2 separate regions of the Homo sapiens genome follow, and region 2 is linked to region 1. A link is a contact called in ENCODE Hi-C or POLR2A ChIA-PET data. All regions are on one chromosome and are shown on one strand. The core of a region is the stretch at or near the end of the contact, and the rest is flanking DNA. Distances in the headings are between cores, read along the strand shown.

Region 1 (5,594 bases), core at 68-2,567:
ATCTTTATGTTAAAAAACCATTAATTTAATAAAATTGTTAAGTGAGATATTTTACATTATTTTTCTTTCACCAAGTCTTCTAAATCTGTGTATTTTACACTACCAGCACCTTCCAATTCCGACAGCCACGACTGCCCAGCCCTTGGGTGTGGCCCGTGGCCCCCACTGGTCAGCACAGGTGGGTCTGAAGGCACCTGTCAGGGTCTCTGCTGGTCGGAGCCAGCACACAGGGGCTGAGCGACACCGACGGCCCAAAACTGTCTGGTACTCGGTGTCGTCCCAGTCCTCACACACAACGTGAGCACGGCGGGACAGGTGTAACCCCCCAGGTGTGGCAGCTGAGGTTCAAGAATGGAAGTGACCCCCAAGCTTGGAGACAGTAGGGTTTCAACCCAGGTGTGTCTGGGGTCCTGCACGGTGACCCATGCCCCAGGCAGGCTCATTCCTGAGTCTCCAGGTGGCTCCCACAAGGAGTTAGGGAAGGAGGCCTCCAGGCTGGCTGTGACCCCTGACCCCGCACTTGCCCACCAGGAGACATTCCAGCCTTTCAGTTCTTCAGACCTTAGGGACACCTGACCTTCGCTCAGCATTCTCCAGAGGACAGAGACAGCCGTCAGGTAAGACTGGAGCCCAGCGGGGGGACCCGGCGGCCCGAGGTGGCGGGAGTGATTCCTAGGGCGACGCAGCTCTCAGGCAGGGCGGCAGGAGCAGCCTCTTCCTCCCTTTGGGGAGGCCACGCTGCGCGCCCACCTTTCCCAAGAGTAGAGGGCGGGAAAGGTCAGACGGGGGAGGCAGGGCCCGGTAGCACGCCGGCCACCCACCTGCCAGGGAGGACGCTGTCCCGGTCATGCAGCACAGTGGCAGCGCGTGTGGTGATCGGTGACCGCCGAGACCCCACGCCTGGACCCCGCGGCCACTCCCCGAGGGGCCTCCCCCTCCCCGCACGGGGATACCCCCCGTCCCCTCCCCCTCCTCCTCCCCGCGCGGGGCCTCCCCCCTTCCCCAAGGGGCCTCCCCTCACCTCTCCCCCCACCCCGCCCGCCCTTCCCCCACCTCGCTCCTCCCTCCATCCGCCCCTCCCCTCCCCGCCCCACCCCGGCCCTGCCCCGTCCCACCGCCCGCACTCACGTCGTCCATGAGCAGGAGCAGGATGTTGGGGGGCTGCGGGGCGCCCGAGGCCCCCATCCCCGCGGCGCTGAGCACCAGCAACAGCTGCCACCACCTCGTCGCCGCGACAACCGCCGCCATGGCAACCACGGGAGCCGCGGAGCCCCGGCCAGCGAGCCGACCTAGCGAGCGTCCGCCGGCCCTTCCGGCTGGGCTGCGGGGCGGGGCCTGGACGGCCACGTGACTCGCGGGGCGGGGCCAGAGTCCGCGGAGGGACGGGAGGCGGGGCCTGGACTGCCTCGTGACCAGTGGGGCGGGGCCTGAGCCAGCTGTGTGCGGATGGGGCGGGGCTTTGGAGGCCGCGTGACCAGCGGCGGGTCACGTGACGCGGTGCCTGGCGCCGAGCCTCCCAAGATGGCGGTGTGCATCGCGGTGATTGCCAAGGAGGTGCGTACGCGCGGCGTGGGGCGTCCGGGCTCGCACCATCCTCGGCTCTCCGCTTTCTTTCTACTTCTTCCCTGGGCTTAGAAGGCACCTTAGGAAATGGGACCTGGAGGAGGCCTTCGCCGAGCTCCAGCGGTCAGGGGCTTCGCGGTGGACGAGCCGCCAGGCAGACCCTGACTGAGACCCCAGTTCCGCGCTCGCCCGTCCCGCTGCTGAACGCACCCCTCGGCGCAGCAGGTCTCCTCCCCGCCAGGACCCACCAGAAACCTAGGTGGTCCCGGGCACTACCTCCGTCCTCCGTCCTCAGCAGGTTCTGCCCGTTCTCCCGTCCAGCGCTGGTTCCCCGCGGACGGCGGCCCCGGCCCTCCTGCCAGTCTCCCCGGAGCCGAGTTAAAAACAAATCGGATCCTGTCACGCCTCTGCCTGAGACCTCTGCAGTGGCTTCTCGTTGCCTTAGGATGCTGTCTGAATAACCTGCTCTGGGATCCTTTCCCCCCATAACCCTTGGCACTCTCCGCTCCAACCAAACAATTCTGCAGCTCCCTGGACATGCTCTGCCCTCTCACCTGTGGGCCTTTGCACGCGGAACACCTCTCCCCAGCTCCCATCCTCTTTACTGGCCCACATACATTTCAACTGGAAAGCATTTTCTGAAGGCTAAGACTGAGCTGGGTGGCTGCCCACACGCTCCTGCTGCACGGAGCCTTCATTTCCTAGCCAGGGTCTCCCGAGACCAGACTCGAGACCGCTCCCTGCTGGGCGGTGGCTGCTGCTAAGCTGCTCATGGGCTTCCCTCTTGGCCAAGATGATCATTTGCTTGTTTGTGGGTTTATTGACTAGGTATCACTCCCCACGAGGGTAGCGAGGACTCTTGTTCACTGTATTTGTGCAGGACCCAGTGCTGAACACACACAGGGTAAATGGTGGTGTGTGAAAGACCGAGAAAGAAGCTGTTAATTCTGGGCTTCCAATGGTCAGAAATGCAGAGATGAAGGGAATTTGAGCTGAGTCTTGAAGGGTTTAGTAAAAGGGTCACTGTCAAGGTGAAGAAAAGCCAGTATTGAGGGTGCTGTATTTGGGTGAGCCATGCAGAGTTAGAGGTGGGCTGAGGCAGAGTGGCCTCCAGGAGAAGGTGAGAGGCGTGCCCAGGTGCCAGGCTTGATCGGCAGGCTGTGCTCAGGCCCATTTTTCTGATTCATTTTTTCTTTTCCGCCCACCCTACTGCTGCTGCTTTGCAAACAACACATAAATCTCCTTAGGTTAGCTGGGATCCCCTGAAGGCAGTGCCCACTGCGGCATAGAGAATGAAGCGGTGGGCCTTAGAGCATGGGAATGCGTTCCCCGGGTGGCTGCAGGTCACGGCTCTGCAGCATAGTTCAGAGCTGGTGTGCGCTGGGTGGAGTCTTGTCCTTTCAGTCGCCGTCATCCTTTCTTGCAGAATTACCCCCTCTACATTCGCAGCACCCCTACGGAGAACGAGCTGAAGTTCCACTACATGGTGCACACATCTCTGGACGTGGTGGATGAGAAGATCTCCGCAATGGGGAAGGCCCTGGTCGACCAGAGGGAGCTGTACCTGGGCCTGCTCTACCCCACGGAGGACTACAAGGTGTATCTTTCAGGGCAGGGTGTGTGTCAGGGAGGACCTACAGTTGCAAGATGTACTTTAGGATCAGATAACTTGAAACCTTTTAGAAGAAAAAGAGGTGAGAGTTTTTAGCCAGCCAGGGAATTAGGGTAGCTTGAGGTGAATGAAGGCCTGTAACTCTTCTCTTTCATTGGAAGAGCCATTTGGGAAAAGCAAGGCTAGAATTCCCCGTAGAATGTTTTGGTTTGCACGTGTCCGTTGTCTGGTTTGCAGAGGAAGTGGGACACTTCTGCTTTGTACCTGCAAGGATTTCTTTCTGTGCTTTTCAGGGGGAGCCACCACCTTTGAGCAGGGGATAATAGTTTCATTTATTTCATTAGGCCTTGCCTCTTATGTCACTAGACACTCGTCTAGTCCCTTGGGACAAATCACTTGAGGCCATGGAATTCAAAGACCTTCCCAAAAGTCATCATGTAGCCTGTCCATGGTGACATTTGCTAGTAGCCACTATTTTACAAAATAATGTGGCCTCTAGAGAGGGGATCCGCCTTGTTCACGAAGCCTCTGGTTTTGCAGTTAACTTTCCGGGCCAGGCATTGATTCATGAAGAGGGTGAGGTGTTCCAGACAGACAGACTCGGAGTCTAGGTGGTTCGGCTCCTGGAGTGTGAACTGGGTAAGGCTTGGCTGCCTGCTCTTCGCTTCTCCTGCAAACACCAGACGTCGCCCTAGCAAAGTATTTAGGCTTGTACCCAGCACGGCCACTGCAGGACCAGCCCAGCATGGGCATTTCCTGTGATTCAAGGTTGCCACATTTCTCCAAAGTGAGGGCCCACAGAGGGCCCTCCACCGGCAGTCCCTGTGTTACGAGTGCCTTCCCTAACCAGCTGTGCAGATACGGCTACGTCACCAACTCCAAGGTGAAGTTTGTCATGGTGGTAGATTCCTCCAACACAGCCCTTCGAGACAACGAAATTCGCAGCGTAAGTCAGGGAGTTAGAGGGCCACGCCCGAGTGGGTGTTTTGTTTTTCCTTTTTGACTTTGTTTTGAAATGCTGAGAAACTAAAAATCTGGCAGTGGCTGTGTGTATGTGGCAAGGTCATGGTTTGCTGGGTCTTTTTCAGATGTTCCGGAAGCTACACAACTCCTACACAGACGTGATGTGCAACCCCTTCTACAACCCGGGGGACCGCATCCAGTCCAGGTGGGCCCTACTTTCTGTGTCTTGCCACCTTCTTTCTGTAGGACATGCCTTGCCATTTTGGTTGCCAAAATGCAACCATTTGGAAAATAAGGGAGGAAAGATCTTTTTAAGCTATGAGCACCATCCCCCTAGGGCAGAGGTTTTAAAGCCACAAAGCCCCGTTTCTCCACACCAACTCTTACACAGATCTCCAGCGCATAAAGTGGATAGAGTGTGTGTGGTGTGGGGAGTAGAGCTTGCCCATTTGGCTTCCCAGGTGTGCCCAGTGGGTACCTGGGGCACCTGCAGGACTCAGGGCCAAGCACATGGGCAGTGGCTTTCAGGGATCACACGTCCTTTTGTAGCTACCTGATCTTTTATGTTGAATTTGGAACAGTCAGGAACCTGGTTTGCAGGTGTCTTCCGAATAGTCCACAAAGTAAACAGATTTAACTTTTGAACATCATGAGGGAAATGTGGGGTCCATGCCCACATTCCAGACTTGCTTTCAGTGAGTCCCCAGTTCCAAGACATAATTCCCTGTGGTTGGCAGGGAAGAGGACGCTGCAGTGATCCAAGGCAGGCCCCTCCCTCCACCAGGACACTGTCTTGGGGCCATCCTGGTCCCAGATGGGAGCAGGCAGGCGAATGTCCACAGTCTTGCCTCCTGGGCTGCACAGGGCCATCCTTGCCACACCACCGCTCTGCCTGCCCATGCTGCTCCCTCCTCCACCCCTTCCTGGGGCCTTGGGAGGCTGCACAGGGAACTTGGAGGCAGCAGATGGGTTCTCAGTGCCCGGTGGGGTGGGACTCCTGTCCTGGCCTCTCAGCGGAGTTCACATTTCTGGACCCTGGAGAAGGTCCCGAGCATCCTGTGGATGGAGCCATGCTGCCCGGCCCGTCTCTGAGCAGAGGGGTGGAGGGCCTGGCTCTCCTCTGAGTGGGTCTGTTTCTCTTAGCAGGGCCTTTGATAACATGGTGACGTCGATGATGATACAGGTGTGCTGAGTGAGCTGTGCTGCCAGCCATCGCAGAGGAGCCCGCGCACGACTGTGGTGGGGCCGTCGGTCTGTTCTGGTTGCCTCTTCCTGAATGGGACGCCTGGGGCTTTCAGGGCAGGCAGCTGTGCATGTTCTCTCAACTAAAGGTCTTGTGAGAGGAGATTTGGCTTTTTCCTTCCGTGTCAGCCAAGGATTTAATTAAGAAGAATTCAACTAAGGACTTTTCTGGGGTGTGGGCAGAGGTTTGGGATCAGATGGCGCAGGTAGCCTG
Region 2 (6,175 bases), core at 1,144-3,643, 620 kb after region 1:
TTCCTTCCATGCACAAATAATGACTGGTTGCCAGAAAGGCAGCACAGGTCACTCTTCAGAACTCCAAATGCTCTTTCCAACCTACCACCAACACACATGATGCCAACCCCACTGAGACCAAGGCAGCCTCCCAAGCTCAGAGAGACTCCGAGACCAAGTTCTTCATAACTGAACTCACAGCTTCAATTATTTCATACTCAATCACTATATTCCAAGTTTTTTATAATTAACAAAATGCTGCCTTCAAGGTTACATATGCCACCAACGTCAATCCTCAGAACACTGCATAACATCCCAAAACTTACACATGTATCATCCAAATAAAAAAATAAAATGTAAGTTAAATCTTCAAACGCAAATTTGTGCTGATGATCTAGAAGGAAAGCTGGGCCCTGCCTGGCCGGGAGCTGCCTCCTTTCTTCCCCAGCTTTGTGCAGGGCCACCCCTGCCCTCTCCTCACCCCTGCTGGTGCAGTGAGATGAGGACCTCAAGTAAGGGGGTGGCAGCCGGGACTTCCACAATTCAGGGCAATCTCTGGCATCTGTTGTTCAGTCAGTAATTTTCCAACAGACCCTCTTGACTGTGACGGGCAGAGAAAGGCTGGGGAGCTCTTGGGTCGTCAGTGGGTTGGAGAGATGGACTAACTCACAGGTAGGAAAAAAGGCAATGACCACTCCACTGGAGAACAAAGCCCACAGCATTTAAGCTGGAGGGACAAGAAAATCCAATCATTCTGATGATGCAGCTCCTGAGGCTCCGTGGCCAAGCTGGGATGTGAAAGAAGACAATTCCATTCCCCTCCCTCATCACCAGGTGACTGCTGCCTCCCAGAGAGCTCCCTCATGAAAGCCCCGTAACCCACCACGCTGCACTGTTTCTATAGCAACCAGAAAGAAAATATAAAGCAAGCAGTTTCACATGAAAATTATTCTCTATTAAAATGAAATATTGCAGTCAGGAAAAGAATTTTGATAAAGAACTAGGTAGAAGACATCGGTAACATTAATGCTAATTATTTATTCACTACCCACACAAAAGATAATTTTTCCTAAAATTTTAAGATAATCTTTTATCGTTCACACTGGAAGTCTGAAAACAGTACTACAGCAAGTCAACAACAAACAATTACAATCAAAATTCTGTTCTATGCTGTGATATCTCCACGAAACACAAAATGCTCTCCCAAGTTTAAAGAGGGATAAGGAACACGAAAACAACTGACCCCGGCCAGGTGCGGGGGCTCACACCTGGAATCCCAGCATTTTGGGAAGCCAAGGTGGGTGGATCAATTGAGGTGAGGAGTTCAAGACCAGCCTGGCCAACATGGTGAAACCCTGTCTCTACTAAAAAAATTTAAAAATTAACCAGGCGTGGTGGTGGGCACCTGTAGTCCCAGCTACTTGGGAGGCTGAGGCAGATGAAGTGCTTGAAACCGGGAGGTGGAGGTTGCAGGGAGCCAAGATCACGCCACTGCACTCCAGCCTGAGTGATAGAGCGAGACTGTGTCTCAAAAAAAAAAAAAAAGAAAAAGAAAACAACTGAGCCAAACAATGGAGAAAACACAGAAAATATGCAAATTATGAGAACAAAAAAAATTCAGCCAATGCCTTCTCACATCAAAATACCAAAACTACAAAGCCAATTTCAGGTATACCAACCCATTCTCAAAAGATGAAATCAAATTCAAATGAACCTATCTTTGCCTATCTTTGACATCCCTAAAGCCACCTGTGACTTGTCACAGCCTTAATAACCCACCACAATCGGGATGGTCATATGTCCCCTGAAGTCACAGAAACAGAACTCTCAACTAGCAGACTGTTAACGTGTCCTATTATCCTCAGGTTCTTGGGTTATTCGTAGAATAGCAAAGCAAACTACCTGCTTTGTAACGATATCATTTACACATCAACATCAGGAATAAATACAAACCAAAACCTGGCCAAACCAGGAGAGGTGCCTGGACCAGGACAGGCAGACCCAACGCCTACGCTTGCTTCTAACCAGCCTGGGCAGGTGGGCAGGTTACAACACACTCCTGACTCAGCCAGGTGGGGCTCTGCAGCCTGGCAGTTACAGACACTGAGACCTCAAGCCGCAGGCACTAGCCTGCCAAAAAAGACTTCTCCTCCTTGGTCTCACAGCCAACAGTTTGGACACATATCCTAGAGGTATACTACACTTCCAGCAAAGAGATGGGGGCCCAAGGCCCACCCCAAACCACTTCATCCTCCCCTCACCACACTCTGAATCTGGTTCTCTCAGAGGCATGATGAGAGCTGGGGTGGAGAGGTGTGGAAAAGACACAGTCCTGACTTCAGAGTCCCTCTGGGCAGACTCATCTCACAGTATCGCGTAACACACAACACACGTTTATACACGGGCACAGACTGGAACACATGATATGGTAACAATCTATAATACGAGGAGCTCGTTAAGCTCAGAGATGAAAGGGGAAGTGAGTGGAAGACCACACCGTGAGCATCTATTAATAAAAGCAGACGGAGTAAGAAACAGAGAAAAAGGTTCTCCTTTGGTCTTGTCTTTCTTTGTCTACTATTTAAAACACGAGAGAATTAGCTAGTTAAATTTATATCTCAGAAAACAGGCACAATAGAAGTATAAAAGCCATCACCTTTAAGTCATTTCCCCTTTTTTTTTTTTTTTGGAGACAGAGTCTCACTCTGGTGCCCAAGCTGGAGTGCAGTGGCGCCATCTCGGCTCACTGCAACCTCCACCTCCCATGTTCAAGCGATTCTCCTGCCTCAGCCTCCTCAGTAGCTGGGATGACAGGCATGGGCCACCACGCGTAATTTCTTTTTTTTCTCTCTGAGATGGCGTCTCACTCTGTCACCCAGGCTGGAGTGCAGTGGTGCGATTCTGGCTCACTGCAACCTCCACCTCCTGGGTTCAACCGATTCTCCTGCCTCACCCTCCCGAGTAGCTGAGATTACAGGCGCCTGCCACCACGCCCAGCTAATTTTTTGTATTTTTAGAAGAGACAGGGTTTCACCATGTGGCCCAGGCTGGTCGCGAACTCCTGACCTCAGGTGATCCACCCGCTTCAGCCTCCCAAAGTGCTGGGATTACAGGTGTGAGCCACTGGGCCCGGCAGTATTTAGCATTTTAATAATAAAAATATTGGAGAGGCCGGGCGCGGTGGCTCATGCCTGTAATCCCAGCACTTTGGGAGGCTGAGCAGGTACATCACCTGAGGTCAGGAGTTCAAGACCAGCCTGGCCAACATGGTGAAACCCCAACTCTACTAAAAATTCAAAAATCAGCCAGGTGTGGTGGCAGGCAGGAGAACTGCTTGAATGCAGGAGAACTGCTTGAACGCAGGAGGCGAAGGTTTCAGTGAGCCAAGATCACGCCACTGCACTCCAGTCTGGGGACAGAGCAAGACTCCATCTCAAAAATAATAACAAAAAATTAAAAAATCAGACCTAATATTTGTTTCTTGGTATGTATTCTTTCTATTCCAATTTATTATGGCTTCAAAAGAAGCCCAAAAAATCAAAAAAGAAAAATAAAACAATGGCTTAATGAGAGGAGCGCTTAATAAACTGAAATTTTGTTTAACACTTTCAGGAACAGTTCCCAACGTTGTTGTCAGGGCACAGTGACAGTGGCCCAGCTGCCTCGCCAGCAGCACACACAGGCCTCTGGGGCCAGCAGAGAAACACTCCCAGTGCCTTCAAGAACCCCATTTTCACATCCAGGGTCCAGGAAACAGACATGCACGTCGGACTATCACCCTAGTGAGAAAGAAGGAAAGCCACATTGGGGTTGGTTTTTTTTTTAACGTCCTTCAAATCTATGGAAGACATCCTCTTCTACACAACTCATAGGAAAAAAGATCCCTCTGAGGTTAAGCAACCCGACGCCTCCACACCACAACTGAACATCCTCCTACAGCCCCCACCCGGTAACTCATTACTTTCCAAAGAGAATGGGTCTCAAGGTCTCAAGGACCCACTGCCCTCCAAAAAAGCAACCTGGACATCCTGCTGACAACTGAGCATCATACAAATGTGTCCCTTTCGTCCCCGCTGCCCTCCAACAGTCACCCCCCAGAGCGAAGCTGCCTGTACAGGCCACGTCCTCTCCTCCAGCAGCCGGCTACGCGCAGCTCTCCGGCACAGCCATCACCTGCACCACTAAAGCGGGTGGCAGTTTCTGCCCGTGACATTTCTCATTAGGACTTTCCACAATTCTTGAGGCTTAATGCAAATTCCTTATTCCCATGACTAACATCAAAGAACCACACCTCCAAAGACTGACACTGGGATTATTCCTAAATTTCTCAAGGATGAGGTAATCTGGAGGTTAAACATGCCTGAACTGAGCTGTCCTCACTTGGGCCCTCCAGACCTTTCACTTGTTGGGTGTGTAAATAATGACCCAACACTTTTTCTTTTCTTTTTTGAGATGTTCTCACTCTGTCACCGGGGCTAGAGACCAGTGGCATGATCTCAGCTCACTGCAACCTCAACCTTCGGGCCTCAAGACCCACACCTTTGGCAGCTGTGTAACTAGTGGGTCCTCCTGTTCCTGTGGACAGCAGTCCCATCAACAGCAAGTCACGCCACCACCTACCCCACAACCCAACCCAGTCCCTGAAGATTCAGGTGACAGTTAACTGACGTCAAGAGAGTGCAACATCACTAGAAAAACATTAATGACGGCCAGACGCAGTGGCGAGACTCCACTCAAACAAAAACAAAAAAAGGAAAAAAAAAACACTAATTACAAGGAAAGTTTGCCTCCTAGATAAAACACATGTGACCTGATATAAAAAATATCTAGGCCTGGCGCAGTGGCTCACACCTGCAATCCCAGCACTTAAGGAGGCCGAGGCAGGCGGATCATCTGAGGTCGGGAGTTTGAGACCAGCCTGACCAACACGGAGAAACCCCATGTCTACTAAAAATACAAAAAAATTAGCTGGGCTTGGTAGCACATGCCTGTAATCCCAGCTATTCTGGAGGCTGAGGCAAGAGAATCATTTGAACCCAGGAGGCGGAGGTTGCAGTGAGCTGAGATCACACCACTGCACTCCAGCCTGGGCAACAGAGCGAAACTCCGCCCCCAAAAAAAATTAAATTAAATTTTAAAAAGGCCAGACGCAGTGGCTCACACCTGTAATCCCAGCACTTTGGGAGGCCGAGGGGGCGGATCACGAGTTCAGGAGATTGAGACCATCCTGGCTAACACGGTGAGACCCCATCTCCACTAAAAATACAAAAAATTAGCCGGGGGTGGTGGCAGGTGCCTGTAGTCCCAACCACTCGGGAGGCTGAGGCAGGAGAATGGCATGAACCTGGGAGTCGGAGCTTGCAGTGAGCCGAGATTGTGCCACTGCACTCCAGCCTGGGTGACAGAGCGAGACTCCATCTCAAAAAAAAAAAAAAAAAAACTAGCCGGGCGTGATGGCACACACCTCTAATCCCAGCTACTCGGGAGGCTGAGGCAGGAGAAATGCTTGAACCCGAGAGGCAGAGGTTGCAGTGAGCTGAGATCGTGTCATTGCACTCCAGCCTGGGCAACAGAGCAAGACTCAGTCTCAAAAAAAAAAAATTAAGTCTTTCCTGCCAAGTATTATTGCCTTCCTTCTCAGACCACAAGCCTTTTTAAAAATCCTAACTTTTAGGCCAGGCGTGATGGCTGACGCCTGTAATCCCAGCACTTTGAGAGGCCAAGGCGGGTGGATCACAAGGTCAGGAGATTGAGACCATTCTGGCTAACATGGCGAAACCCTGACTCTATTAAAAATACAAAAAAATTAGCCGAGCCTGGTGGTGGGTGCCTGTAGTCCCAGCTACTCGGGAGGCTGAGGCAGGAGAATCGCGTGAACCCAGGAGGCGGAGGTTGCAGTGAGCCGAGATCACACCACTGCACTCCAGCCTGGGCGACAGAGTGAGACTCCATCTCAAAAAAAAAGAAAAAAAAAATCCTAACTTTTAAGATTTCCAACCAAATATTAATTAGGTATCTATTAATATGTGCATAGAAGTAACAGAAGATATAAAACAAAAACAAGTCCAAGATGAGCCTAACCATGTATTTGGGCAAACAGAATCCCCGTTCTTCTTTCTATACTCCTTCTAGCAGCAGGCTTCAACCTCCAAAATCTCTAACCCCCTTCTGTTTGGACCCAAAACCACTATCTTGG

What was found. A loop is a pair of places that touch in the nucleus more often than their neighbours do. ChIA-PET counts read pairs that join two places held with the same protein, here RNA polymerase II (POLR2A). Pooled maps may share reads with other maps.
Region 2: a pooled map shows a loop between it and region 1 (2.9-fold over the local background). The contact joins the enhancer-like site here to the promoter of GALNS in region 1. A Hi-C loop is called at or near these places in 1 of 50 pooled maps. POLR2A ChIA-PET finds 5 or more read pairs at or near these places in 2 of 52 experiments (BJ and activated B cell).

What each region holds. Positions count from the first base shown.
Region 1 is chr16:88,855,630-88,861,223 of GRCh38, forward strand. GALNS (galactosamine (N-acetyl)-6-sulfatase) reads right to left here and starts at 1,318. Exons shown (of 14, transcript NM_000512.5): 1 at 1,129-1,318. The coding sequence starts at 1,248. TRAPPC2L (trafficking protein particle complex subunit 2L) reads left to right here and starts at 1,498. Exons shown (of 5, transcript NM_001318525.2): 1 at 1,498-1,554; 2 at 2,990-3,162; 3 at 4,034-4,121; 4 at 4,264-4,343; 5 at 5,285-5,594. The coding sequence starts at 1,522. The coding sequence ends at 5,330. LOC107983950 (a long non-coding RNA gene) reads right to left here and starts at 951. Exons shown (of 2, transcript XR_933884.3): 1 at 822-951; 2 at 1-672. RefSeq lists a silencer at 1,051-1,450.
Region 2 is chr16:89,474,543-89,480,717 of GRCh38, forward strand. The region is part of intron 1 of ANKRD11 (ankyrin repeat domain containing 11); the gene reads right to left. Among named protein-coding and RNA genes, the nearest start is that of ANKRD11, 13 kb to the right of the region's middle. Within about 2 kb of position 2,394, at least 9 of the 41 ENCODE cell types and tissues checked have a DNase peak (open chromatin) inside an H3K27ac peak, as active enhancers do.